Regions from separate parts of the Homo sapiens genome. Here region 1 is linked to region 2. The links are chromatin loops, found by intact Hi-C in ENCODE. Cell type or tissue: heart right ventricle. All regions are shown on one strand. Links, peaks and the distances in the headings refer to the core of each region. The heading gives the core; the rest is flanking DNA.

Region 1 (15,473 bases), core at 2,718-10,717, 130 kb before region 2:
AAAAGAGTATGTTTTGTTACTTTTTAATTTTGATATAGTTTCAAGCTTTCAGAAGATGTGAGTTTATTACAGGAAACTCCCATATAACTTTTACTCAAATTTACAAATCATTTATATTTTTACTCATTTGCTTGATTATCCTCTTTTTCTCTCCTTTTCTTTCTCTCTTATGCATACGCGCGCGCGCACACACACACACACACGATTTTTTTTTCCTAAACTAGTTGAGACTAAATTGTCCCTTTACTCCTTAACACTTAAATGCATATGTCCTAAAAGCAAGACTTTTCTCTTACATAACACCAGCACAGTTTTCAACATTTGGAAATGTAATATTGCTATAATATCTTTATTTAATCTCTAGTTTATTTCCGAATTCTTTTTTCTGTTATTTTAAAATTTTATTTTATCTTTAACTTTTATTTTAAGTTCAGGGGTACATATGCAGGTTTGTCATATAGGTAAACTTGTGTCATGGGTGTTGTGTCACCCAGGTACTAAGCCTAGTACCCATTAGTTATTTTTTTCTCATCCTCTCCCACCTCCCATCCTCCACTCTTTGATGGGCACCAGTGTCTGTTGTTCCCCCACTTTGTGCCCATTGGTTCTCATCATCCAGCTCCCACTTATAAGTGAAAACATGCAGTACTTAATTTCCCATTCCTGAGTAAGTTTGCTAAGGATAATGGCCTCCAGCTGCATCTATTCCTCCAGAAAATAAGATCTTGTTCTTTTAAATGGCTGCATAGTACTCCATGGTATATATGTACCACATTTCCTTTATACAGTCTGCCACTTATAAGCATTTAGGTTGATTCCATGTTTTTCACTATTGTGAATAGTGTTGCCTGGGACCTAATCCAGCACAGTGGAGAATTTTTTCATATGTGAAATTTTATTTCAGTTTATGATGATCTTCTTAGGCTAGATTCCTGAAAGGAGGATTATTGGGTAATTAGACATAGACATTTTTACAGCTGTTGGTACAAATTGCTGAAAGTGGTAGCCATCTGACCTAAGCATCCTTGGCTGGTCATCCATGACTGGACTTAAGCATCCTTGGTACAGTGCACTTGTTGGTACAGTGCAGAGTGAATCAGTGGTGGCTCTGCTGCATATGAGTTTCCTTAACTGCCCAATGGATAGCAGTGGCTACCTCAAAGGGTTAATAGTCTTAAACATAAAGTGATAACTAATTGGCATTTATGTTATTGTATATACTTAGGAAAAAAAAACTTCTGGGCTATGTTTCATTTTCACGAAGAAGATAGAATTCAGGAGAAAATTTTATGAGTGGAGAAGAATATACGTGGGGAATATATTGAGGTTGCCTGGAATCTATTTGTGTGAAAGCCAGGGCATAGCAACCAAATAAAGGGTTAGAACTTGAGGCACAAAGAGCAGGGAAAGACAGTCAGAGCCAGTGGCAGAGATTTGGGGAAAAATTTCAAAAGATTTTGAAGGAATAACTAAAGATATATTAGGCAAACTAGGAAACAATCAAACATATATGTACCTTGAAAATCAATTATTGATTCTTCATTTTTCATCTAATAAAAATAATATTATATCTTTTATACATCAAGCATTGTTTTCGTGGTGTAAATACAGTGAAGAATACGATATGATCTTTAGTTCTCATGGCCTCACCATACAGGTGAAAGAACAACACACGTTAAATTGCAGACATCATCATTTAATAAATTGAATTAGGGCTAAGAAGGAACACACTGGTGTGGCAGGAGTTTACAAGAGGGAACCACTTCTAATCTGTGATGTGGCTGTGATTAGAAGGTGGTGTAGGATAGAAGAGGATTCCAGGCAGAGGAAGCAGGAAATGATTTGAAAGTTCATGCCTACTTCAGATTATGTAAAGGGTTAAAGAAATACATCTAAAATTCAAAAGCATGGGAAATACATTGATTCATTCATTCACTAAACAAACTTATTAAGTGTTACATGCCCATGTAGGGAATGCAAAAGACAGGATTTTTAAATCAAAGAGCTCCCAGAGGACTTGACCCCAAGGGAAGCAAATACCAGACTCAGAGCTGCATAAGACCTTGGTTTCTTGTAGGAGCAGGGAGAAAAGACTTCTGCCTGGTCCACACATGGTAGCAGGAGAAAAGCTTGGGAAACTGGTGCCAAACATAGATAAGCCAGCAGGTGGTGAAAACATGAGGAACCGGCAGGATGCTCCTAAAGGGGAGGGCGCATTTGGTCCTGGAAAAGGTATGATCAGCACCAACAAAGCCATATGGAAAATAGCGAGTGAAATCTGGGCAAGAGTCTCAGTTCCAACTGTGTCCAATCTGTGGCCCATATACAAAACCTGTCACAAGCCCAGTCCTACCTAAGGCTTGGTCCAAATAATTGCAGGATTTTATTTCTTTTCTCTCAAAGGTATAGGGCAAGTCAAGGAATGTGAAAATAGAGATATGACCTTCAACATTGACACCATCCTTCCTGGCTATCTCTGCAGCTCCCAGAGGTGAGAGACAGACTGGAGAGCTTTCAGGGGGCAGGTCCACCCATGGGGACATCCATGGGACAGGCTGAAAGGCACCTCAGGAGCTTGGAGGTTAAGAGAAGGAGAAAGGCACATTCACAGGGTGCACTGATGTCTTGAGTTCGAGAACCAGGCCAAGGAACCAGAGACTAAACAGTTAAAGAACAGCTCATTTTAAACATAAATAAAATTCCATCTACTCTACGTATTTTGTGAGCAAAAATGCAGTTCAGAAAAGCAGATTTGGTGCTGTGCTAAATGTTTTCATTTTTTTTATACGCTCCACGTTAGAGCTTGTATTTTCTCATACCTCCAAGGCATAGTCTTTTATGGCTTTAGAGATAAAAGATTTACATTTAAATCACGCTTTCCCCATGCCACATTCTAGCAATAGCATTTTAAGTTCTACTGTTCACCTAAAGGTCAGAATGCCTTTTTTTTAATGCCTACATATGCTACCACCTTAACCAAGTGAAGAAATCCTTTTAGCTTTAATTGTCTAAATATTATTTATAGTTTATGTAATATAAAATCCAAGGGATTCACAACAAAATGGAGACAGGAAAGTGCCATCCTGGGACTGTTTTGAAGAGTGAAGATATTGCATAGGTCTAGGACTCCAAATCCAGAGTCTCTATTATATTTGTGTGTGTGTGTGTGTGTGTGTGTGTGTGTGTGTGTGTGTGTGTGCCACATATACCATCAGGTGACTGTGTTCCAAGCTAATAGGTTCTCCTGAAAGGCATGAGATGGACAATCAGATAAGACCCTTTTGTTTCTCACTATTGCCTTGAAATTTACTGGCTGCATAATTGTTAATTTTATCCTTTACTCTTTTTTCCTGCATAAAGAAGATGGCAGGAGAAAAACAAAAGAATTGTCTCCTATGCCTTATTTGGAAATGGAATCGTGGGCTGTCTTGTTACAATCATGAACATCCATTGCAAAGCCCATCTACCCAATTGTCCAGAAACTTGAAAGTAAGGAGGTGATATGCCATGCATAGACTTTCAGGATTTCATGTCCTTGTATTCAGGACAATTGGGGGAACAAATCTCTCAGACAAACAAGTTGACTTTTACCCTTAATCCTGTAATTACAACTCAGTCTATGTTTTCAAAATTGCACTTACAAGACAAAATGGGAGAATAGCTTGCTTCTGGTTCTGAATCTGTAGTAGAATGTCTATAAGGAGCATGTGTCCTATTTTTTTAACTACATAAAAATTATCTTTCTTAATCATCTGTAGGTGAAGAATGGACCAGAGAATAAGGGTATGTTTCCAAGAGCCAAGAAAGAGCTAGGAAGCTAAATACTAAACCAACTGATATTTGCATTCAGGAATGGTGTGATGAGAACCCAAGCATTTTAATTGAAAGAGTAAAACCAAAAAAGCTCAAGGACAAATCATACCAAACAAAAGGAAAAGAACGATCATTTTAAAATTTTTATCATTTGTACTTCATTAGTCCTTGTGCTTATTATTTATTAATAAATAAGACTTGATGAGAGTTTTTTTAAGTATGTGGAAGTTTATTGCTTCTGTGGCCATGAATGTATTGAATTCCTCTATTCTAGGGTGTTCTTAGGGTAAAAAAAATCGACTGCAGATTAGAAGTAGTTCATGCCTTTGTTTTCAGTGAATCTTGGTACCAGAGGGAGCCCATGACGACATGAAGTTAGAATTTGACCCATAACAGTTACTCCAACCTCTCTTCCACTTTAACATCTTCCTGCCAAATGATCTTCTAAAGAAAAGAAAAAAACCCCACGAAGCTAGAAAAGGAAACCACTTTGTCTACTCTGGGCAATCAGTGGATACAGCACTTCATGTCAAAGGAATGTGGAGGGAATGTTTAAACTGTAATATTTTCACAGGCAAAGAACTTCACAAGGACCCAGAAGGTCAAGACTGCATTGATACCCACTCTTTTCAGAGTAATACTGTCTAGAAAAGTCCAGTGAAAATATTTAATAACTGGTTCTGGTTAGACATCATTTTATAGTCCTATCTAACAAAACTACTATCCTTTCGGATTAGAGAAAATGTTTACTTATTCAGAGTTGCAGAGTGCTACCTGGGGACAGCCCTAGGCAAACCATAAAGTTGAGGAATTTTCCTTCAGTTCTGTCTGACCTTCTCCATGCTTCTTCCATTTTATTCCACGTCTTCTTACCTGCCCTTCTACCTTTACCATTAAATATCTGATACTCTTGAGGACTCTCCTTTACTTTTCCTACCCAAACTTACTCTCAAGAAGGCATTCAACTTAACATTTGAACCTGAGTGTGAAATTAAATCAATTATCTTTCCTCTGTTTTTTTTTGTGTTTTTTATGTTCCCTAATTTAACCCTTTCTAAAGATATTCAAGCATAAGGAAGTGGTAAGATGAAATATTTTAGCCGTTCAAAATAAAATACTTGCTGGCACATGGAAATTAGACTATCTGTTGGTGGTTTACTGTCTAGTCTAGTTTCCACAGAATGACAATATTTACATTTGGTGTCATCATAAGAGCCCCAGAAACATCCAAGGCACTTATATAGCCCCCTAATTGCTTAAAATACATCACTTATTTGAATATTAGTGACAAATATTTTCTTGGTGACCAAGGAAAGAAGCCCCGGGTTCTCAGACTGCACATGTATTGCACGAGACCTGAGTATTCTCAGGATGGAGCGGGCATAGTAGATGTGGTATTTTTGTCTACTGAACATTCTCTGTATGTCCAGCCCTCTTTTTGTCTACTGAGCATTCTCTGTTTGTCCAGCCCTCCTTTCAGTTCTAATCCATGACTACATTTAGGGAAGGCATACAACGCAAAGCTGGGAACTCAGGTTACTCCATCCCTGTGACACAAAGAAATTAGTGGCTGAACAATTATTTTACCCACAATTAACCAGTGAGAGTCATCCCCTGGGATTTGATTATCTCTTCCTAGAAGACACTATCTTTCACTGGAACTGATATCTGTGAGGATGATGGAAGCTTGCAGCCTCCTGAAACCATCTCATGGGGAAAACATGTGTAAGAATCAAGCCAACACAAAGCAAAGGAGAACTGAAAGATAAGGAGACATGTATCTTACGGATGTTTCAGCCTTTGCATAAAGTCAGGTTTGAAATCTGCCACACCTCTGGGCTCCTCAGTACATGCTAGTCTTAAATTAGTCAGTTGGGTTTTTATCATTTGTGACCAAAGTACTACTTAACCAGGAACGTCATCAGGGAACCTATCCTTGAAGATGCCAAACAATGAATTACAGCTAGGGACACAGAACAGATACAATTGTGTTGAAGCCAAAACCAAGGTGACATTGATGTTACCCTTTGTTGAGTGCCTGCCTCATGACAGATGATTGCAGTGTTACAGACACATGCCCTCTTCTACCCCATCTCCGGCTTTTTACTGATAGATGATTCCTGATTGACAGTAGAAACACATTCCCAGAGTGGACAGCAAAGTGGAATGTAACACCAAGTTATTTTTTTCTCCTGTTATTTAATAGTGCCTGATTGAGCTGGTTCCTCTTTGTCAAGTGTCATTCAAAAATCACCCAATTGTTGGTCCACCCTTGCTTGGTTGTTGATGAGAATGCCATGTGGGCTGGAATCAAAGCCTCGCTGAAATTTGTCTATTTTACATCTGTTCCTGGCTGGGAGCTTAATGAGATGCATGGCATAATGAGATGTGTGTCTGGAGTATGTAATGAGATTCTTGATTCAAGTGCCTAATGAAGCCTATAGCCTAATGAAATGTATAGCATAATAAGATGCATAGCCCGAATGTATAGTACAGATTTGAAAATCCTTTTACAAAATATCACTAGGCATGCAAAAGTTTCTCCCATCTGTATAAGCTCCACCCACGTTTCTTTGGAATTCTTAGCTTGTCATTTCTCAATGCTATTGTCATTTTTGTCATGGTTATTTCTCATATCCAAAGCTAACAGAACATAAGCACTGGCCCTCATCAAATATAATAGGTAGTCTGAAAACACAGCATAGAAATTTTTTCCTCTTGAAAAGAGAAAATCATATCTTTGTTTCCTTCCATTCACTTCCTGATTTTTTAATATAAGCAACAATATCAATGAGCTGTTGCCTAACAAAATACCTAAAACTTTATGGCATAACACAAGTGTTTATCACTGCTTATGAGTTTTTGAGTCAGCTGGGTGATTCTTTTAGAGTAGACTAGGTGATATGGTCTGGCTCTGTGTTCCCACCCAAATCTCATCTTGAATTGTAATCTGAATTGTAATACTCATGTGTTAGGGGAGGGGACTCGTGGGAGGTGATTAGATCATGGGGGCAGTTCCCCTATGCTGTTCTTATGATAGTAAATAAGTTCTCATGAGATCTGATGGTTTTATAAGGGGCTTTTCCCCACTTTGCTCTGCACTGCTCTCTCCTGCTGTCATGTGAAAAAGGACATGTTTGATTCCCCTTCCACCAGATTGTAAGTTTCCTGAGGCCTTTCCAACCATGCGGAACTGTGAGTCAATTAAACCTCTTTCCTTTATAAATTACCCAGTCTCAGGTATTTCTTCATAGCTGCATGAGAATAGACTAATACAGTAAATTGGTACCACAAAGAATTGGGTGCTGCTATAGGGATAGCTGAAAATATGGAAGCAACTTTGGAACTAGGTAACAGGCAGAGGTTGGAACAGTTTGGAGGACTCAGTAGAAGACAGAAAGATGTGGGAAAGTTTGGAACTTCCTAGAGACTTGTTGAATGGCTTTGACCAAAATGTTGTTAGTGATATGGACAATGTAGTCCAGGCTGAGGTGGTCTCAGATGTAGATTAGAAATTTGTTGGGAACTGGAATAAAGGTAACTCTGGCTATGTGTTAGCAAAGAGACTGGCAGCTTTTTGTCCCTACCCTGGAGATCTGTAGAATTTTGAACTTGAAATAGATTATTTAGGGTATCTGGCAGAAGAAATTACTAAGCAGCAAAGCATTCAAGAGGTGACGGAGCCTAAAAGTTTGGAAAATTTGTCTTTTTATGATGCAGTAGAAAAGAAAAATCCATTTTCTGGGGAGAAATTGCTGCAAAAATGTGCATAAGTAACAAGGAGCCAAATGTTAATAGCTAAGACAATGGGAAAAAACATCTCCAGGGCATGTCAGATATCTTTGTGACAGCCCCTCTCATCATAGGCCCAGAGGCCTAGGAGGGAAAAATGGTTTCCTGGGCCAGGTCCAGGGCCCCTCTGCTGTGTGCACCTTTGGGACTTGGTGCCCTCTGTCCCAGCCACTCCAGTCATGGCTAAAAGAGGCCAAGGTACAGCTCAGGCCATTGCTTCAGAGCATGCAAGTCTTGGCAGCTTCCATGTAGTCCTGCAGGTGTGCAGAGGACAACGATTGAGGTTTGGAAACCTCCACCTAGATTTCAGAGGATGTATGGAAATGCTTCGATGTCCAGGCAGAAGTCTGCTGCGGGGCAGAGCCCTCATGCCAGACCTCTGCTAGGGCAGTGTGGAAGGGAAGTGTAGGGTTGGAGGTCCCACACAGAGTCTCCACTGGTACACTGCCTAGTGGAGCTTTAAGAAGGTGGCCACTATCCTCCAGGTCCCAGAATGGTAGATCCACCAGGTGCTTGTGTTATGCACCCGGAAAAGCCGTAGACACTCAACACCAGCTTGTGAAGGAAGCTGGGAGGGAGGCTATCCCCTGCAAAGCCACAGGGGTAGAGCTGCCCAAGGCCAAGAGAGCCCACCCCTTGCATCAGCATGACCTGGATGTGAGACATGGAGTCAAAGGAGATCTTTTGTATCTTTAAGGTTTAATGACTGCCCTATTGGATTTCAGACTTGAATGGGACCTGTAGCCCCTTTTTTTGGGCCAATTTCTCTCATTTGAAATGGGTGCATTTGTCCAATGCCTGTACTCCCATTATATCTTGGAAGTAACTAACTTACTTTTGATTTTACAGGGTGATAGGTGGAAGGGCCTTGCCTCATCTCAGATGAGGCTATGGATTTGGACTTCTGGGTTAATGATGAAATGAGTTAAGACTTTGTGGAATGTTGGGAAGGCATAATTGTGCTCTCAAATGTGAGAAAGATGAGATTTGGGAGCGACCAGGGGCAGAGTGATGTTGTCTGGCTCTGTTCCCCCACACAAATCTCATCGTGAATTATGGTCTAACTTGTAATCCCCACCTGTTGGGGGAGGGGGGAAGGAACTCATGGGAGGTGATTAGATCATTGGGGTGGTTCCCCCATGCCATTCAAGTGAGTGAGTTCTCATGAGCTCTGCTGGTTTCTGCCCTACACTATGCACTTCTCCTTCCTTTTGCAATGTGAAGAAGGACATGTTTGATTCCCCTTCTGCTATGCTTTTATGTTTCCTGAGGCCTTTCCAAACATGCAGAACTGTGAGTCAATTAAACCTCTTTCCTTTATAAATTACCCAGTCTCAGGTATTTCTTCATAACAGCATGAAAATGTACTAAGACACTACGATTGCTTATGTGTTTGTGATGGGCTACAAGTCAGCTAGAGTCTCTGCTGATCTTGACTGGGCTCTCTCACATCTCTGCAGGTCACCTTCCTGTAGGCCTGTCTAGGAAGACATTGGCTGGGGCAGTTGAGATTGCCTTGATTTTGTTTCTCATTTCTTAAGAACTGACTACGACTTAATCTAACAGCAGTCAGGAATCCAAGAGGAAGAAGGGAAGGCTGCAGGATATCATAAGGCATAAGGTCATCACACTGTCATTTCAACCATATTCTTTTGAGACAAAGCAAGTCACAAGGCCATTCCATAATCAAGAGATTAAGAAATGCAGGCATAACTTGGAGATATTGCAGGTTGGGTTCCAGGTCACAGCAATAAAGCAAATATTGCAACAAAGTGAGTCACATAATGTTTCCAGTTTCCCAATGCACATAAAAGTTATGTTTACACTATACTGGAGTCTAATAAGTGTGCAATAGCATTGTGTCTAAAAATGTATATACCTTACTTTAAAAATATTTCATTGCTAAAACATTCTATCATTACACGGCCCTTCAGCAAGTCATAATCTTTTGGCTGGTAGAGGGTCTTGTCTCAATGTTGATGATTGCTGACCAATCAAGATGGTGTTTACTGAAGGTTAGCATGACTATAGAATTTTCTTAAAATAAGACAACATAAAGTTTGCTGCATCTATTGACTTTTTCTTTCACCAAAGATTTTTCTGTAGATTGCGATGCTAATTGTTAGCATTTTATCTACAGTAGAACATTTTTCAAAACTAGAGTTAATCCTCTCAAACCCTGCCACTGCTTTATCAATTAAGTTTATATAATATTCTAAATCCTTTCTTGTCATTTCAACAATGTTCACAGAATCTTCACCTGAAGTAGTTTCCATCTCAAAAAACCATTTTGCTTATCCATGAAAAGTGAATTCTCATTGATTAAAGTTTCATCATAAGATTGCAGCAATTCAGTTGCATCTTCAGGCTCCACGTCTAATTCTAGTTCTCTTGCTATTTCTACCACATTGCCAGTGACTTCCTCCACTGAAATCTTGAACCCCTCAAAGTGATCCATGAGGGCTGGAATCAACTTCTTCCAAGCTCCTATTAATGTTGATATTTTGACCTCCTCCCATGTATCATGAATGTCCATATTGGCATCTAGAATGGTGGACCCTTTCCAGAAGGTTTTCAATTTACTTGGACCAAATCCATCACAGGAATCAGCATCTGTGGCAGTTTTAGCCTTATGAAGTGTATGTCTTAGTATTGACTTGAAAGTTAACATTATTCCTTGATCCATGGGCTGTAGAATAAATATTATATTAGCAGGCATGAAAACAACATTAATCTCCTTGTACATTGCTGTCAGAGCTCTTGGGTAACCAGGTGGATTGTCAATGAGTAGTAATATTTTAAAAGAAACATTTTTTTCTGATCAGTAGGTCACAACTGTGGGCTTAAAATATTTAGTACACCATGCTGTAAACAAATGTGCATCCAGGCTTTGTTGTTGAATTTATAAAACACAGGTAGAGTATATTTAGCACAATTCTTAATAGCCCTGAAATTTTTGAAGTGGTAAATGAGCATTGGCTTCAACTTAAAGCCATCAAATGCATTAACCCCTAACATAAAATCAGCCTGTTCTTTGAAGCTTTGACGACAGTCATTGACTTGTCTTCTCAAGCTATGAAAGTCCTGGATGATATCTCTTTCCAATATAAGGGTGTTGTGTCTACTTTGAAAAGCTATTGTTTAGTGTAGCCACATTTGTGAATGATCTTAGCTAGATTTTCTAGATAACTTTTTAGAGCTTCTACATCAGCACTTGCTGCTTCACCTTGCACTTTTATGGTACGGAGACAGCTTATTTCTATAACTCCTATGTCACAGAGACCTCACAAACTCAACCTCTGTTAGTTTCCAAGTTTTCTTCTTCAGCTTCCTCACCACTCTCAGCCTTCATAGAATGGCAGAGAATTAGGGCCTTGCTCTGAACTAGGCTTTTGCTTAACGGAGGGTTATGGCTGGTTTGATCTTTTATCCAGACCACTAAAACATTCTTCATATCAGCAATAAGGCTATTTTGCTTTCTTATCCTGTGTATGCTCAAATAGGAGCAATTTTAATTTCCTTAACTAACTTTTCCTTTGCATTCACAACTTGGCTACTTGGTGCAAGAGGCCTAGCTTTTCACATGTCTTCCTCACTAAGCTTAACCATTTCTAGCTTTTAATTTAAACTGAGAGGCATGCAACTCTTCCTTTCACTTGAACTTTTACAGGATATTGTAGGATGACTGATTAACCTAATTTTAATATTGTTGTTTCTCAGAAAATAGGGAGGCCTGATGAAAGGGAGAGAGATTAGGAAATGACCAGTTGGTGGAGCAGTCAGAACACATACATTTCTTGATTAAGTTCACCATCACATATGGGTTCAGTTCTTGGCTTCCCAAAACAACTACAAACAAACAAAAATGCTAATAGGGGTTACAACTAATTTTTCTTACAACATTTGGAAAATATTTGATAGTAGACAAGATTAGGAATCTACCTCATTATTGAATTAAAATTGAATATTTTTTCATCTTTTTCATGGGTTGTCTCTAAGATTATTGAAGATTGTGTTTTGCCAAGAACTGTGGGTGATTGGCCCCAGGGATGAGGTGTGTGTCGCATGAACCTGTCCTAAAATTTCTGAAGGACTGTGGAGAGTTTTAGCAGTGTGTATCTCATTCACGATAGCCTTCTGGATAAAACCCAGGGCACTCTTTTGAAAATTTATAGGGACTAGTCTATCCAGCAGTTTAACAGCTAGTCTATTTTTTTTTTTTTTTTTAGCATACCCCAGCCAAGGTTCTATCTCCTTCCCATCTCCCAGACTGAATATCCATTATCTCTCGAGATGCCATTACCCTCAGATGCCTCAGATTTATTTGTCTAGCTATTTTATAGAATAAAGGCCTGATAGGGTCCTCTTTAAATACACATTCTCACCACATTTTAGAAACCAGCAGTTGGTCCCATCATTTCCCTAACTTAAGATTATGCTTTTCTATTGCATGGAGATCATAAATTTTACTCTCATGTGCGTTTTACAATTGTGGAAAGGAATGAATCAAACACAATACCCAAATACCAGAATTTTTTCTGATTTATTTTCCAGCTGTGCTTTCCTATCCACGTGATAGTTTATTTAGATACATGCACACATGAATCCTCTGCAAAAGTGCTCAATACAGACTTGTGGATATGTGGACTAAATAGTTTCATTATTTAATTCAAAACCTGGCATCAATCTGCTTAACCTGATTAGCTCATCTTTGCCTAGCTTTGCTAATTAAATATCTTTTTAAAATTTCTTTTTGTTTCATGAAACCTCTAGGTATAATAGCTTTTTTAGATAATAGAGTTTATATTATCTCTCTGTTATCTATATGATATATATCATCATGGAGCAGTGGCCCCTAATCAAACACTAGTTGTGTCTTTATATGCAAAGTGACTACAGCAAATGATAGCAATTAGACGTGCTTGTATTTTTGTAAAGGCCTGTTCAAGTCTAAAATGTGTCTGTAACACATTAGGATTTATTTTACATAGGTAAACTGCTGACACTGATCAAATCATCAGATTGCTACCCAGTCTCTACTTCACTGTTTGCTGGGATGAGTCGCAAGTTTAGTTGCATATATCTCAAAAAAGTTCTGTAATCCATTTCATTTCCGTGCATAACCAAACCCACGTGGTATTTACTCTTTGTGTCTTTTTATGGTAATGCTCAGGCTCAATCTGTGGCAGCTTAAGGGATGTACACACAAGTCAAGTGGCAGAGCTGGCAAGATCCTGGGCAGAATAAATGCAGATAGCATGGAAGGTAAGCCTTGGAAAGGATTGGAAACCAGGAAAGCTGGTGGATTTCAGTAAGGGAGAAGGGAGAACATACACTAGTTCAGAATTTCTCAAAATGATAATTTCATATTACCTGTAGGAGAGTCACCTGAAAAGCCCGATAAAAATATATTTTTTCTTGGCTCCTACCCTCCCTGCTTAATCAAAATCCTTAGGGAAGGTCTCCAGAAATTTATGGTTTATCAAGTTCTCCAGCAATTTGTGTGCATTTAAAATTTGAGAACCAGTGTACTAGACTTTGAACATTACTAGTACACAGTTTATATACAATCATCATTATATTCCCAGTGACTGGGCAATTTGTAGATGGTGATTGAATGAATAAAGAAATGATCAAACAAATTGTATTGATACCAAGATCATTGTATGGTTACTATACAGTCTGTTAGTGACATAGCCACAGGTTAGAAATGCATGAATGTAAGACAACAAATCAATGAGTGCAGCCATCAGCAAAGAAGAGCTTGATACTGAGCCAAATGCTATTAAAGTGGTGCTTTGTGCTGGTTACTTTCTTGCATTTTTAGATTGTGTAGAGGGACAGGCATGGGTTTGGAATGGAGGCCCCCTTGACTCTTCTGTCCACAAGCAGTTTCAGTTTTTATACCTAAAGAGGCCTACTGAGGTATTTTCCTAAACAATTAACCGTCTCCCCTAAGACATATTATACAAAAGAAGTTGCAATATTTATTTTAAAGAAATATTGAATATATATTATTTTAAATAAATATATATGTCTTTCTTAATTTTGTTTAATTTACCCTCCTTCAGTCTTGACTGTATCCCTGTTCTTGATGAGTGTCTTATTTTTGTTTTCAAATAACTACAAATGACTGTCATACTGAATTGAGTGTGTATCACAGATTGGCCTTCCTAGGTTGTGTCCTTCCAACCTGGCTACCACACATAGTACCAATGTGTTAGTAATCAGAGATCACAGACGGTTTAGGGCAGAAAAAAACCTTTGAGATAACATAGAACAACTCTATCATTTTACATGAGGAAACTGGGGTCCAGGGAGGTTCAATTCTTCATCCAACATTTTACTATACAAAACCATTGCTCTTCTACTATGTTGTACTTGCTCATCAAGTCATGATATAGATTCTATTGTTAAAATAAGTAGCGATTTTAAAGATTGTGCTTTCCTTGTTAATAACCCCCACACAAAGTCACAGAAACAGGGTAAAGTCCATATTTCATCATAGCAATATCTGAGTAAATCAGCTTACCAGTAACACTTTGGGTACACTAATAAAATAATCTGACTGAATATAATCTAACATATTATTTTCATAAAGTACATACTTTCCTAAGTCAATTCATTTAAGAGAGAATGATAGAGACAGTTTCTAAAGTCAAGCAAAGACCAAATTGTAATTTGGGGTTAAACTTACAGGTGACAGAGACAAGCTGCTTCTCTGTTGTTTAAAATAGCAGTTTACATCAGGAGTTTACAAATTCTCAGAGAAAGTCTTATCAATGTAAATGTCAGAGAATTTGTTGGCTGTGCCTTTTACTTTTAGCAAACATGTGGATCCCATTCCCTTCATCCGTGGAAATACAAGACTGTATATTTTAATTCATCTGAAGTTTTACCACAGAGTCTATAAATATTACATAACAAATCTGTGCATTACTACTTTCTTGTGCATTCAGGATACATCTCTGTCATCATTATAATCAACCTAATTGGGCAAGACTTCCTAAGTGAAGGCAATAACATTTGTTTACTTCATTGTAGGAATGTGCTCGCTGTCTGGTACCACCACATTTAAATTAGTTTTTATCCAAAACAGAGAGAAATTCACCCTTCAGTCAGCACAGTCTGTTAATTTGAATGTGTTTAAATTAACTACGTTCATGCCCTGTAGGAAATTCTGAGAAACTCTGCTCTTTGTCCTTTTGCAAGAGAACTCAATGACATTTAGACCTTTTCCTTGTTCATATTTTGCAGAGATTAGAGAAGAGGTAGCCCTCCTCCTGTTTCAGAGGTGTCAGGTCGCATGTCCAAAGCTGCTCCAGGTGCCATGTTCCTGGTTGCAATAGGAGTGGCAAGATGATTTCTAGTGAGTGTTGCAATACATTGTGGAAGATGCAAGATTGTGAAGGGAAGGGAGAGAGAGCAAAATAATCACACAAGTCAAGCCCAGATGCATATGGGTTATTCATACCTCTTTTGTAGGAATTCTGTTTCCCTTTATATGTGATAGCTCATCTCATGGAATTAACCTCTTAACATCAGAGATTTCCTTCAGAATAGTCACAATTTCATTCCCAAAGGAATTGCCACATCTTTCCCATTCAATTTTTTTAACTTTTCCTTTGCCCTTTGTTTTATAAACCTTGTAAGGTACACTCCTATGATCTGAATATTTCTCCCGAAGTTCATATGTTAGAAATTTAATCCCAAATGCAACAGTGTTGGGAGGTGGGGCCTAATGGAGGTGTTTAAGTCATGAGGACTCCACCCTCATGAATGGATTAATGCCAATTATGAAAGGACCTGAGGCTGCAAGTTCCACTCTTGCTGTCTCATGCTGTCTTGCCCTTCCACCTTCCACCATT
Region 2 (15,473 bases), core at 3,621-11,620:
GTTGAGCATGAATTTAATATGCCAGCAGCAATACCATGCTGCAATAGATGTGGTGAATTAAAAAGGGCTTTGAATGAGAAGACAGCATTTGAGTTTGAATCAAGGCTCTGTCTCTCCAGCAGTTATCAATTGACCTTGGGCAACAATATGGTGCTTGGTTTTCACACCAACACACAGAGGAAGGTAGATTAAACATTCCCAGTTTACACTAACCCCTGAATGGGGGGTCAGGGAGGCAAGATGGAAAGAAGAAACAAAAAATTGAGTGACTCTGTGAAAGGAGAGGTTTACTGAGGAATCAATAGGATAATCTTAGAATAAAAGATCATGAATAGCATTGTTGAGATACTGAGATGAAATGATAGTGCCAGGTAGGTACTAAATAATCAAAAAATCTTAAGTAAGGGAATAACATGGTACTAGTATTGTTATAAGGAGATGTGAACCATGAATTCAGAAAGAAATTAAATAGAGTAGAAACAGGAGGATTTTTCAGTAACTCAATGTACTATTCTGTACTATTATAATAACAGCAAACGTATTAATTTCTTACTTTAAGTATTTTATATGCATTATATCTTTTAAGAAGCCAGTGTAAGAGACGGCTCAGCAGAAAATAAATAAATGAATAAATCAGTAGGTCTTACTTGATCATACAGAAGCTAATGTAAAAATGAGTCAATCACAATACAAAGTTTTGAGTCTGAGTACACCAGAATGATGATACTATTAAGTTCAGGGTCACCAGTCAGTTTGGGGAAAAAGATGTGGTGATAACTTTTAGCCAAGTTGAATTTGAGAGAATTTCTCTAAAGGAATATAAAAACTGGACTAGCAATTTCTGATCTATGCTTCAGAGAAGAGGCCATTTATGCCCTGAAAGCACATGAAATTTCCAAAGGAATAGAAACAGAGACAGAGCAACCTGACCAATGGGCTTGGTCTTAGGCAGAAGATGATCACAGATCAGCGAAGTGAAACCAAAGGAACAAAAAAATAGTGGGAAGGCAGTGAATGGTTATGAAAACCAAGAGAACGGAGAATTACAAAAAGATTGAGGAGAATGGACTGGGAAAGAGATCAGTAGGAAAAATTGCTGGAGAGTTCAAGGAGGGTTGCTTGAGTCTACACCAAAACTGCAGAATTTAGCCAGAAAGTCTAAATTAAAACTTTCCTTTACATTCACCAAGGTACTGACAATGGACATTGAACTTCAGTAGTATGCAAATTGGGGTTGTATCTTCATACTGCTCAATGAAACAGGTAAAATTGCTCCAGAACACTTTGTAGCTTAAAATCTTTCAAGAGAGAAATGAAACCTATTTCTGTTACATAGAATTAGAAATATGGAACAGATTCTGGTGATCTGGTGACTGCTCCAACTGCTAACCCCCAGCCCCACACTCCATCCCTCTTTCTGGCTGGCTGTGCTCTAAAGTTATCTTGGTTTCCATCTTCCTCTGCTTAAACTATTTGGTTTTATTAGGAAGTTGTTACCACTTGCAGGCCCTCGGGAATTTTTCTAACCCACTCATGGTGGCCCTACACACTTCTAGCCAGGAAGACATAAAAGGAAGTCTGCTAGGAACCTTCCAGGAAAGCTTTTCCTGACTAATAAAAAGAAACACAAGGAACAATCTGACTTTGTCCTTCTCAGACCTGGATGGGGTGCCAGGAGCTACTGCATCTATCTTATCACCATGAGGAAAGTAGCTTCTGTGGCTGAATGGCAAACCAGAGAGGTAGAAGGAACCTGGATCCAGGACACCAGGATTGAGCCAGTCACCAAACCATGCCTTATCTCTGGGATTCTTCTTTTTTTTAAGCTGTTGAAGCTCTCTGTTACTTGTAGCTGAATGCAGTATATTATAAAAACAAGATTACTTCTTGGCATTTTCTCTCTCATTCTTAATTTTCTATTATTACGTTTTATTCAGCTTTTTGTATTTTATTCCAGTGGAATTCTTTTTATAGAAGATAAAACTACTCTATACAAGTCCAAATTCTAACTCCTAATTTTGTAATTATTCTTACAATTGAATGCTTAGCTGATGACATTGGTTGGTGGCAGGTGAGAGGTAAGGAGAGTACATGAATAAAGGAATAGTTTATTATTCCCCAATTTTCCTCTCTATTGTCATGGAAGAAATTTGAAAGGTACTGTGTATAGCATTATTTCAGGGGAATTACAATAAAACCCAAAATCTTTTTTTTTGAGACGGAGTCTCGCTCTGTCACCCAGGCTGGAGTGCAATGGCATGAACTCGGCTAACTGCAATCTCCATCTCCTCCGTTCAAGCAATTCTCTGCCTCCGCCTCCTGAACAGCTGGGATTACAGGCACCCGCCACCCACCACGTCCGGCTAATTTTTCATATTTTTAGTAGAGAGAGGTTTTCACCATCTTGGCCAGGCTGGTCTTGAACTCCTGACCTCATGATCCGCCTGTCTCTGCCTCCCAAAGTGCTGGGATTACAAGCGTGAGCCACTGCACCCAGCCAAAACCCCAAATCTTTATATAAATTTCTCAAGCCTTTGTTTTGGGCTCCCATTTTATGGCTTTTTTTTTTTTTCAGGCATGGCACTTTCGTTACCATGTACAAGCAAAGCCCCATTGTTTAATATAGCTCTCTAATGAGAAAGAATAAGACTATGTATTGGGAAAGAAAATTGTACATTTTTATGTGGAAGTTTATAGACTATTACTTCTAATTGAAAATTTGAAGTTCACCTTTACAGTTAAGGTGAAAGCAGAAAATCACACATTATGTCCCTCTCTGACATAACAGACTCAAGTAGAGAATTAGGCTTTGACAAAGTGTAGCACTTACATATCAAAAGAAACATAGAGTTGGCATTGTCCTCAAAGGTTAAATTTGAGTGAAGTCCAGTGTCTATAAAGAGGACATCTGCTGAAGGAAAGGGCTTATAATTCTTGGATTTTTTTTTTTTTTTTGGCCGAAATGGAAGTTGAAGAGGAACAACTATGAAACAGCTTGCCCAGGTAATGGGGTACTGGGTTCAGGAACCCATTTTGGTGATCATAGTTTTCCCAAACTAAGAACTTTGCTGTGCAATCCAAGAGGATGCTTCAGAGCAGACCTGAAGTGTTTCTTTAAAAAATTTTAACAACTACCTCGGATAAGAGTTATGGTAATTGAGCTTTATACAACAATATTATATTTAAGAGTACTCTGAAATCTGCTGTTTCAATGCTATTAATTTACCCCATGAATTCTCAATAGGGGCAATACTGCCCCCAAGGAAGTGAAAACCAGTTATTGGGAGGGGAAGCATGAAAATATTAGTTATTACATAAAATATAGAAAGTTTATCTGTGGTATCAAAATTTGATGGGAAAGGAATTAGGAAAAAAATCTTCAAACACTGTGAGAAGATAACGATGAATTTTAAAATTTAGTCTATCCAAGGGTTTATTTACTGTGTAAAGGAAAAAAATCAAACCTGCTACTAAGTGGTCCATCAGAAGCCTCCAGAAGCCCCTCAGTGACACAGGACATATCATATAGAGTCTGCATTGGCAGAAACTTGCAACTATGTATCAAACATGTAAGCCTCCTGAAACTTTTTGACAGTGGATGTGAATCGGACTTTTCCCATTGTTTCAGAATTGCAGCTCAAGCTGTAAGGCAGGGATCCCCAACCCCTGGCCAGTGGACTGGTACCTATCTGTGACCTGTAAGGAACCAGGCAGCACAGCAGGAGGTGAGCATTACTCCCTGAGCTCTACCTCCTGGCAGATCAGTGGTGGCATTAGATTCTCACAGGAGTACGAGCCCTACTGTCAACTGCATGTGCGAGGGATCTAGGTTGCACACTCCTTATGAGAATCTAATGCCTGATGATCTGAAGTGGAACAGTTTCATCCTGAAACCATCCTCTACCCTCACCCACCATCTGTAGAAAAATTGTCTTCCATGAAACCAGTCTCTGGTGCCAAAAAGCTTGGGACTGCTGGTGTAAGGTTAAAAATAACACTGCCAGTGCCTCCTAAGCCTATCCTGGGCCTCTGACGATGTGATCAGCCAGCTCTGCTACATCCTCTTTCCTTCCAACACTTACATAATCAGAAGATACAGGGGAGAGAGGGAATTTCAAAACAGTTTAATGAGGGCTTGGCCTAGGAGGAAAGGTCAGGATTTTCCTCAGATGGGAGCAAGAGGAAGCTCCCAGGAAGATGGGATGAGGAATATCTGTAGCTGGAAGAAGCTGACATCTCAATTCCTGGTTGTAGTCCAGCTTGGGAAGCCAGCTTGTCTCCTTTTTGTCTATTTGAGCAGGTGGAAAAGGAAGTAGAAAGAGAGAAAATTCCACCATGAAACCTTCTAGACTCTCACTACTTGGCCTGTTTTACCTGTATCTTCCATCAGTCATTAAGATACTGCGAAATACAGTCAAAGGAATCATAATAACAAGCGATAACAGTGTATCTACAGGAGAGGAAGCTAAGGGGATTTCAAAAGAGGTCAAAACATAGAACATCTCTCCAGCAGAGAACTGGGAAGTAGGAAGATCCCCCCATGTTCCGCTTACTGCCTTACATAGTTCACTTAGGTTCCCTCAAGACAGTAGCTAGGCTACTGTCACACAGAGGCGCATTGATAGCCACAGGAAGACCACAAGATCCACCTAATGAAAAATAGTTTTGTCCTTTTAATCTTCACCTTCCTACTTAACCCTGAGGAGCTTAAAAAAACAGGGGTGGTGGGAAGCAGTAGAAGGGCAAAACACAACCCCTTCCCTCTCCAAGTCCAGGCCTGAGAGGAGGTAAGCTCTAAATTGAACTTGCAATAGAAGTGGTAAGCTGGCCTAAACTGGACCTGCCGCCTTAATACATAGACCTCCCCCAGCAAACGCTGAGCTTTAGAACAATAGCTGTCTACCTGCCCCACCCTTGTCACTCTAGTGAAGCAGGATATTTTCCTGACCCCTTCATGAGACTTGTGACAGGGGTTCCTTGTTTACTCAGCCCTGCAGCTCTCAACGCCTTGCAGGAGGTAGCATAGAAGCGAACAAGGCGGGAACTGGAGTGCCCAAGTGTTGGAACAAGCTGGCTGCTTCGGTGCTGGCAGGGGCAAACTCCAATCACTGGGACCCGCTACATTCCACCCCTCACGGAAGGGAGCACGCAGGTGAGTAGGTGCAGAAGCCGGGTGAGCACTTTGGGGCACTGGCAGGGGCAAAATCCTTGCAAGCCCCAAGGCAGTGTCCACGGGGATGCCTGCGACCCCTGAAGCCCCAGAGGGAGTGTTACAATGCTCTTTTAGCTTGGCCATTCACGGACAGCTTAGGTGTTAACAGCTCAATGGACCCTCTGCCTTTTCACATGAGGTGGCTGCCCTCCGCCAGAAAGGGCAAAGGGCCAGTGGGACAGCTTTGTATCGACACCGCGGCTCCTGAGTTCTTGTCCAGCATCCAGAAAAAATGACGTTGCATGAATGAATTGAAGGATGGTAAATGCGGGGGATTTTTTTGCTGATGAAAGTGGTTCTCAGTGTGAAAGGGAGCCGAAAAAGGGATGGGGTGGGAAGGTAATGTTCCCCTGAAGTCCAGCCATCTCCCGCTGGATTCTTCTCCAAAGTTATGCTGTCAAGCTGTCCCTCTGAAGTCAAGACACTTCTCTCTGACATCCAGCTACAGACCCCAACATCCAGATGCTTCTCCTCTCTGTTGCTCTGGTTCTGCTGGATTCTGGAGTTTTTTTGTTTGTTTTGTTTTGTTTTTTGTTTGTTTGTTTTGACTGAGTCTCGCTCTGTCGCCAGGCTGGAGTGCAGTGGCGCGATCTCAGCTCACTGCAACCTCCGCCTCCCGGGTTCAAGCGATTCCCCTGCTTCAGCTGCCCGAGTAGCTGGGACTGCAGGCCCGCACCACCAGGCTTAATTTTTTGTATTTTAGTAGAGACGGGGTTTCACCACGTTGGCCAGGATGGTCTCCATCTCCTGACCTTGTGATCTGAGGGAGGGGCCATGGGTGGTTTAGGAAAAGGCAGCATTTGAGCGGGAAAACTGGTATATAAGTTCTCACTTTGGGGCGTGGTCTCAGGTTTTTCAGCTTGAGGATGGGGTTTCGCCAGGGACCCGCCCCTGCCTGCCTAGAATTTATCTGCCTCCTGCCCCCATCACTAGCACCCTGCTTAGACTCTTCAATCAACAGACCATTTAGGTAAATCTCATTAAAACTGAGGAACAACTTTGACTTTCTCCGGAAACTTTTAAAGTAAAAAAAAAAAAAAAAAAAAGGGGGTGGGTGGGTGGTTAGAATTTGGTTACTATCCTTCATAGCTGTATAGTTCTTCTTTCAATACACTGGAAACCTTAGCTTAATGTTAAAATCCTTTTCTAAGGATGTTTCCCCATATTGTAAGACTGATTTAAACACAAAGAACCACAGGACTGTTTTCCATATGGCTGGGGGTGTTGTTTTCATTCTTAAGTACTGCTTCACAAACTTTATTGGCCATAAAAATTGCCTAGGAACTTTGGATCTTGTTATAAATATATAGCTTTTAAGAGCATTATGGACTGAATTATGTCCCCCTAAAATGATATGTTGAAGTTTTAACCTGTAATATATATTTGAAGATTGGGCGTTTAGGGAGGTAATTAAGGTTAAATGAGGGAATAAGGGTGAGACCCTAATCCTATGGGACTGGTGTCCCTATAAGAAGAGTAGCAGATGCCATATTTCTCTCTCTGTGCACATGTACAAAGAGGCCACTTGAACATAGACAGAGCTAGAAGGTGGTTGCTTGCAAGACAGGAAGAGAGGCCTCACCAGAAACAGAATCTATAAGCACCTTGATCTTGGAATTCCGGCCTCCAGAACTGTGAAAAAATTAATTTCTATTGTTTAAGGCTTCAGCCTGTGGAATTTTGTTATGGCAACCTGAGCAAACTAAGACAGAGAGGCCTTCCTCTGAAGTCCCGAAATTACTAAGTCTGAGATGGGTCCTAAGTGTTCATCTTGTTTTTGTTTTGTTTTGTTTTGTTTTAAGCTACTGAAATGGTTTTTATGATCTGGCAAATTTGGGAGGCACGAGTTGATGCGATTATTTTTATGAACATTTTAGTGTGTACCTATTTCAGAATTATTTTCTCACTCTTTATGGATGTTTCTCCATTTCAACAAACATTTACGGATTCTTACTTTTCTAGGTAGTGAGAATACAGTGGTGAATAAAAATAAGAGAAGATTCCTCCCTTTCAGAATTTGGCATTCTAATGGAGATAAAGATAATATTGAATAACATACATCTATTATTTAATGTCCAGTAGTGATAAGTGATGTAAAGGAAAAAAAAGACAGATAAAGTGTTCAGAGAGATAGGAGAGGTGGCAGAATGGCTCTTTCTTTGGAAAGCCAAATAAAGCCTGCCTGAGAAAGTTACAATTGACCAAGACTTGGATGAAATAAGAAAGCTGTGTGAAAATACTCAGAGAAGAGCATTTCAGGCAGAGGAAAAAGCAAGTGCAAACTAGTTCTATGTCTCTTAGGAATATGACAAAGGCTAGGATGCCTAAAAATGAGGGAGTGAGGAGGAAGAGAATGGGAGACAATCTTGAAGAAGGAGACAGGGATTGAAAGATCAGGCATTGAAAACACAAGGTAAGAGGCTGGATCGTAATGAGAGCAGTAGAAAGGTGTGGTCTGATTTATTTCTGTGTGGTAATGCTAAGGGAACAAGAGGGAAAACTGCAAACCAGTTAGGAGGCTACTGCAATTAACAGACAGGGTTAACTCCCTAAATATGGAGTTTCAGTGCATTTTAGTGTGATGTAATCAGTAGGAATAACCAGGTCAAAGAAAATTAGGAAACCAGAATCTTGCCTACAATTACTGCGATAATCTTATGTTTATTATCCTACACTTACCATCAAATTTGTAGACTGTTTGTGTTTATTCTTTCTTAGTAAAGACCCTAAATCTATACCTTCTTTTTATGCAAGAAGGTACCTTGGATCTCCCAGCCCTGTCCTCTGACTCTGCCATCAGGACATGCAAACAACTGACTTGCTTTTCATAATGTGTTTTAGTAATGAGAGGAGATCCATGAAGCACTTCCCACACTCAATTCACAATAACTCCTCCAACATTTTCCAGTTGCTTGTTTAGGTGGAGTTAGAAATACCTTCATTTGAATACAATGGAATTGCACCTGTAAGCAATTTACCTATCTCCTGGCAGAACTCACCAACTAGCTCAAACACAAAATTTCCAAATATCCACTTTTAAAGTGTTCCCATCCTCTTCATATGACAAAATGATTTGAAAAATGTGTTATTGTGTTTTAGATTGGGATTTTAAAGTGATTTAATTATAGCCACAGAATGTTGGGTTTTATGTATCCTATCGACAAATCTAAAGCTGTGTTTCTGAATTTAATGTTCTCTAAGGAGGTGTTGAGAGTATACTGGCTGCTCTTTCTTTTGGCAAAATCTTGATACTAGGTACAAATGCTTCCAGTGGTATTTTTGGACCATTCTATTTTTAACCCTAATCCTTTCCTTTGCTGTGGTTATGGCCCTGAGTCCTTAAATTATAGGCTCTCCTGCAGTTTCAAAAAGCTAATTCACACTACTGTGTGCATTAGAAAGGTGGTATATATGATATTCCACTAAGGGAAACCCTAGGAACATTAAACTCCTACTAGTAACTGGTCACGAGTCAGGGCTAGAACTGACACTAGTCATTTTTCTTCACTGACAAGTTTTCATTATGTGGCTTTCCCAGAACAATTTAGAAATTGATCTGCAACTGATGGAAGCTGGGATGAATTGGGCGCATAAGTGAACCCAAAGCATCAGAGCAAAGTCAAAGCGAACATCTGGCTCCAGCTTTGAGTACAAGGTGAGCAACTTCCCTTCTCCCTCCCCTTCCCCCAAACCTCCTTTTGCACAGGCAGCAGGGGCAGATTTTAGTCTCCGCAAAGGAACTTCTTGCTTTGGGGACATCCCTCGGGTCTGTAGAGGTTCTGTAAACTTTTCTTTCATCTTCTGTTTACTTACCTCTTGCCTAAATAGGTCAGGGGTCCACAACCCTGAGAAAACAAGTCCTCACTATGCCTCAACTGACATTAAAGAAAGGGTCTTTTGTTTTGTACAAAACTGTGAAAATCTGGTTGAGAATGGAGAGCATTGATCTGAACTGCTTTGTGTCATTCTGACATTCTTGGGGTCTGTGGGATTACCTACAAGTGTGCAAGGGTGGTGTCCTGCAACCCTGGGAAATGCTTAGGGAACAAGATGCTTCTAAGGCTGTTCTGGGGGATTGAGAGATGTCAGAATATGTTCTCACCCAAGGACAGTGAAGGATGATAATTGAGACACAGGCTGATAGAGTTTAGACAAATAGATTATTTTGTTGTTTATGGTGGCCATAGTGGAGGTGGTGGTGGTGGTGGTGGGGTGTGTGTGTGTGTGTGTGTGTGTGTGTGTTATGGGATGGAGGTAGAGGTGAAGGATAAAGGGGATTGTCTGGAATGAAGAAAGATGGGGCCCTTAAAGAGAAGCCTAGAACAACCATGCAAATAGGAGTTTATTTAAGCCAAAAATAGATTACCTTTTTACTCATTCCCTTCAGTGTTTGTGAGTCAGTACCCCCAAGTTGCCTGGAACTTGGTAAGACGTTCCACGGTGTGTTCCCTCCTCTAACAAGAAAAGTGATGGCAGCAGTTATGTTTTGAACAGCTATCGTGAACGAGACAAAGTGCTAGAGGCTTTTTTGGAATCGTAGCTAGACAGCAACTGTGAACTTTGACTCAGCACAGTCATATTCGTAAGAATTGACTCATAATGTAAATTATGAGATTAGTTGAATTAACAGGGGAGTTTCACTCCCAAATTTTCTTGATTGAAGAGGGTCATCTCCACACACACTAGAAGTATATTGGAAGTGCTTCAAGGTGACCCTGTGCCACAATGGCAGAGCAACAGAGCCCAGCCTTGAGAGCAACCTACTGGACGCTGTCCCACCTCTCAGGCAGCTGCTCGGCCAGTGTCTACCAGTCTCTATTGTGACTGGCCTTAAGTCCACAGCTATGCAAAACTCTGTGCTCCTCAAGACAAGAGTGGGAGGCTGGCAGTGCCTATAAAGAAAGGAGCTGAGACAGATCTGAGAAATGGAGTATTTTGGTGTGAGATCCTCTACTTTATAAACACCGATTTTGAGGCTTATGCTTGTAGTATCCCTATATTTTTTAAATAAATGCTTTTGTCATTTAACAATGAGCCAGTTTAGTATTTTCCATTACAGAGTCCAAAGACAAATTTTCCCACCTGGCTCCAGCAAAGTGATAGTGTATGCAAAGGCAATCATTCTGGTACTTGCTTTGATGGCAATTTTGTTAAGAAATTAAGGGCTAGAGGAGGAACTTTGTTTCCTTGGCCAGTAGGAAGTATAACAGGCCAAGAAAATTAATACAAAAAATAAATTGACTAAGAAGTATATCTTAATTGAGTTTTTAACATATTAAATACCCAGCTAATGTTATTATTACAAATAGTAAAAAATACTTTAAGCCAAAGGCCAATTTTTTTTTTTGTAATTTCTCCTTTCACTTACAAATCATGTTAATGGCAGGCTTGGTTGACAATAACCTTCTTAGTGTGAGATTTGGAAGCAACCGCAGAATCCTCTTTTGGAGATGATAAAGAAGAGATAAAAGGTGAATTGGAAAGATCCTCTCTGAAGGTTGTGTGGACAGAAACCCCAAGTAAATTTCAACTTCAATGGAATATTATGCACATGGTTTCAGCCCAAGTCCTTTCTTTCTTTTGAAGGCCAGGGTTTGGATATGAGTGAGTAAGGTGCCTATAGAACAGTTCCCCAATTTGGGAGGCTGAGACAGGCGGATCACCTGAGGTCAGGAGTTCGAGACCAGCCTGACCAGCATGGAGAAACCCCTTCTCTACTAAAAATACAAAATTAGCCGGGTGTGGTGGTGCATGCCTGTAATCCCAGCTACTTGGGAGCCTGAGGCAGGGGAATCGCTTGAACCCAGGAGGCAGAGGTTGAGGTGAGCCGAGATTGCACCATTGCACTCCAGCCTGGGCAACAAGAGTGAAACTCCATTTCAAAAAAAAAAAAAAGAACAGCTCCCTGTTGACCTAGCTTTAGTGCATGTGACTTACCTGAGGAATGGTGGTCTTAGTTGAACAGGATGCTGCTCAAGAAGGGTTTCCTGGGAGAATGAGTAAATACATGAATGAATCCGATCATCTTTGCCCTTCCAAGAAACAAGCTTTTATAAATGTAAAAGCTGATTTCAATTGTAAAGAGAAGTGATTCATATAACCCAGGTAGGTTAAAGAGTTACACCCACCTCTAGTCATTGGGAGTAAATATGCCCCTTGGAAGATTTGAAAGGCCAAAGAGCTCAACTGGGTTGTCTATCACCCTTAATGACTGATATTAGTCAGGTGATGCCAAGCCCTCTTGTTAGTATTTGTCTAATACTAACAACCTCCAGTAAGTTGTCCTTTCCAAGTTGTCCTTTGCACTTTTCATTTAGTTAGTCTTCAGGGACACTAGACATAACCAAAATAGACCAAAAATAACAATTTTAATGTTATGAATGAAAATGATCAATTTTGTTTTAATTTTGACTGGTTTCTGGTCAATTCCATATTATGGAAGTGGAAATGATTCATCTTCACTATAAAATTGTAGGAGACTACTAAGCAAGTAGTTTAGCTTGTCAGTTTGGGTACCAATACTTGTCCCTTAATTGAAAAAGGGTATGGCTGGTTATTTATATATGAGAAAATAGTATAACATTGTTGCTGAAACCACTTGAACCCCTCCCAAGCATCTATTTGGACTACATCCACGTGGATCAAAACATTTACAAACATTCACAAAGCAAAAAACTACTAAACTGTAAAGTAAGGAAATTCCCCACCACCTTTCTTAGGGCAACATTATCCTTTAATTGAAAAGGAAAACAAATCAGTGTAGTTTACTACATTGTCCAAATTGTCATTGAATAAGATGATAAATGTCAGAGGACTTTGAAAAAATTATATATAAAACTTTCAAAAATGTAGTATGGTTTCATAATTATTAGTAAGTTTCAATTTGATTTGGGGTCCTTTGGAACTGTTTTTATTGTGTACTATTTGAGATCAGATGTCTTGCTGGGTTGTATTTCTAAATTATTAACATTGATTTTTATGCTTAGAGATAATTTGATTATGTGTGCAGTAAGAGAAACATCTAGTTATTGGTCCTGTGTCTACACAGGAGCCAGCAGTCTTCCGGGCAGAGAGTGACCTATGGAGAAATTTGCGAGTGAAACCATAAGGATGTGGGAATCATTTCTAGGTTTTTTGGTTCCTAGTCTTTATTTTCACCTTTGCATAACAAAACAAAACTTCTTCAACTGAAATTAAATCTCTACAGGTGGTGTCTGGAAGCATAGTTTAAGGTCTGTATTTTCACCTTTCAGCCAAATTAATTTTTTTCTAAAATCATGTGTCAGAAATTTTCACATTTTTCTTAGTCTATGAAACTTAAAGGTCTCTAAAACTATTGGTCCACTCACTTATTGCTGCACTGCAATATTAACCAGGTCTTTGATAGGTAAAAAATAATAGAAATTTGACTACATCAGGCAAATGGTACAAATGAAACTCAATTCCAGAACTTTATGTTTGAGCAAAATTTCTTTCACTGCTTTCTAGGGCCACTTCTTCTGCTGGGCTTGGTGTTGAAATGGTTTGCTCAGACCCTCCCTAAATGTCTGCAGAGCCTGGGCTAGAGATGCAAATGGAGACATATACATTAGACATATTTTAAAGTTGCACCTCAACGTAATAAATGATTAAGTAAAACATGTACTAGTTTTCTATCTTGACACAGCCATACCTTCATAATGGTAAAATTTTTAAAATAGGCTTAATTCTGCCATTTTTATATGACTAGAAATTAAGAAAATATTACTCGTTATTCTTAATGATCTAAAAAGGTTGAGGATAATACGTAACTATAACCAAAGTATATCATATCTGCGTGTATCTTAATAAAAAGTGTAAATTAAAATTGAAATTTAACAAAGTTAATTTTTTGTGATTTTCACATTTTTTCTAAAATATTCAAAATATATAAATTGTAATTAACTTTTGTACAGTTTTAAATAAAAGTACTTAAATAAAGTTAACTTTTATCTTATTTTTTGAAAACTATTTAAAACTTATCAAACCTTTCATAGAAATAAAGCTATTACTATACTAGCACTCAGTGTCCATCCAGTGATCCTTGTAAAGAATTTGTATCCTACTTCATTTATGTTCTATCTGAACCTAAATATGTACAAATTTAAGAATAACTGAATTGTTTAATATTGCAAAATATTTCTCAGCCACTGTATCCAACTGTTCTAAGAATTGTGTTAAGTCATGTGTTCTTCCAGAATTATGGATGCAAATACAAAACAGAATCAATAAAATGAGCAGGCCGCACCAGCTGAGAAGGATATCTCATTTTGGGAGAAGTCCTCTACTCCTGCTTTCTGAAAAGATTTGACAAGTTGATGAATTTGTCTTCCCTCCTACCTAAGTGCATCTGCTGCTCAAATAGCCCTTGACTACAAAGCAGTGCCCACATCTTGGGTCAGCAGCCTAACAACCTACATACCTAACAGCCTTTGGAAGCAACTGATCATTGTCTTGGGGTAATAGAGGGAAGCATTTCCCTGGGGCCTGAAGAGGCTTAGTCACAAGAGATGTTTAGGTCATAGGTTGCATTGTGCCAGAGCTCAGCTCAGAACTATAAGTGACGAAGTACCCTGGTGTCTTTAGTAAAGTTGAGCTTCTTGTGTTCGTAATATTTGGGCCCACAGAAGCACACAGGTACAGGACTGGAGCCCAAATTTGCTTGGCTCTAAGGCATGTATTGAATGTGAGCCTGGAGTTATTGGGAGTCACTATGTGGGGCTTGATGATGAAGACAACACAGTGCAAGGCAGAGAACGATGATAGCAAGAAACTGATTCATGATGAAAATGTGTGAATTCCAAATCCCCAAGACCAGCCATTCCCTTGAGATTTTAATTTGATGAGATAATATATTACTTTTCTTTTCTTAAGCCATTTTCAGATGAGATTCTGTCATTGCAACAGCAGCAGTCACCACTGGTGTAGCAAGAAACCATTCTCTTTCCAAAGCACTAACCACCAGGAAGTGTCTTGCTAGCTTTGGCCTCAGTTAGTAGGATGTGGATAGGAATTAGAGAGAAACCACTGGGCTTGTCTTTTAGCCTCAAATTCAGGGTCACATATGGGGTGGCATCTCTTCTTGCCAGTATTACCCAACCACCCCATCCCTACTTTTGCCTTCTGGTTTTGATTTTCCTTTCTCTAGATGTCAATGCCACTTTCAATGCAGAAGTGACTCTATTAAGAGGACTGTGAAGAAGTTTGACTATGCAAAGAAGTCTTGAAAGAGTTCTTTGAAAAAGCATCATAACTGCCCCACTGACATATTTATTCATTACATGTGGAATTTCTTAAAAGGGATAAATACCTAATTTCATGTACCACTCTAGAAGACAGTATTGCATTTCTTAAGTCTAAACAACTACCCATTAATGCTTAATTCTCATGATTTGAAAATCTTTTCTAATCTCATTTTTCTTTCTGCCTCCAGCCCAGTGACTTTTTTCTCTATATATTTAATCATTAACATAGCATTGGTGTTGTAGGTAAGATAATCCTACCAAGAAGCCTGCCTGTACTCTAATAGCTTAGTTGGAGGCGACACATTCCTAATGATTATGCATTCATTTAAAACTTTCATTGCACAGTAGCAAGGTCGACTTAAAGTAAATTGTAAACTTCATTTTAGTCAGTGTATCACATATCAAGTTTTGTGTAAGTACATGTTGACTTTTTGGTAAAGACCCAAGTCCCTAATCAGTCTTCCAAGAAAGAAAAAAGAAAAGAAAAACTCACAAAAATACAGTGGGTAGAATCATGCCCTACACTAATAATCTATTTCAAAGAATACCTTCTTTCAGACTACACACAAATATAGTGCTTACATTTTTACAAACCCACAGTTTATGTAGAAATTATTTTATGTTTAGATATCACTCACCAGTAACTGGTATTGAGCCAGCCTGAGAGCTTACATAAACACCAGATTTTACATATTACAAAGCTCACACAACATTTTGCTCTAAGCTGGTTAGTTACTTATAAATCTACGTGAAGTTTAAGGTCTAACCCCATCCTGATAAATCCCTTGCTCCTACCATTTTTTTTCCAAGAAAAGCAGCAGGGAGATTGTTTTTTATACACCAAAAGGAATCATATTATACATGTGCACTTCTGTAAACTAGGAATTCCTGTTACTGTTACTGTAAATCACTACCAGATGTCAAATAGCAAAATGTTCATTACTCCCCCAAATCATCGAGTTGATTAATGAAGCACATTTACATTGTGGAATCTTGGT

What was found. Hi-C counts contacts between places; a loop is a spot of excess contacts. Peaks named below come from ENCODE experiments on the same cell type or tissue, not always from the same donor. Only the 100,000 strongest peaks of a DNase experiment are listed, where the experiment ranks them.
Region 1: it touches region 2 in a loop (4-fold over the local background); 2 of 110 quality-filtered maps call a loop at or near these places.

The regions. Positions count from the first base shown.
Region 1 is chr2:221,064,214-221,079,686 of GRCh38, reverse strand. No RefSeq gene overlaps it. Among named protein-coding and RNA genes, the nearest start is that of EPHA4, 500 kb to the left of the region's middle. In heart right ventricle, for the core only: no CTCF peak of the experiment used is centred there; no DNase peak of the experiment used is centred there.
Region 2 is chr2:220,930,438-220,945,910 of GRCh38, reverse strand. No RefSeq gene overlaps it. Among named protein-coding and RNA genes, the nearest start is that of EPHA4, 630 kb to the left of the region's middle. In heart right ventricle, for the core only: no CTCF peak of the experiment used is centred there; no DNase peak of the experiment used is centred there; H3K4me3 peaks cover 2,036 bases; H3K27ac peaks cover 1,701 bases.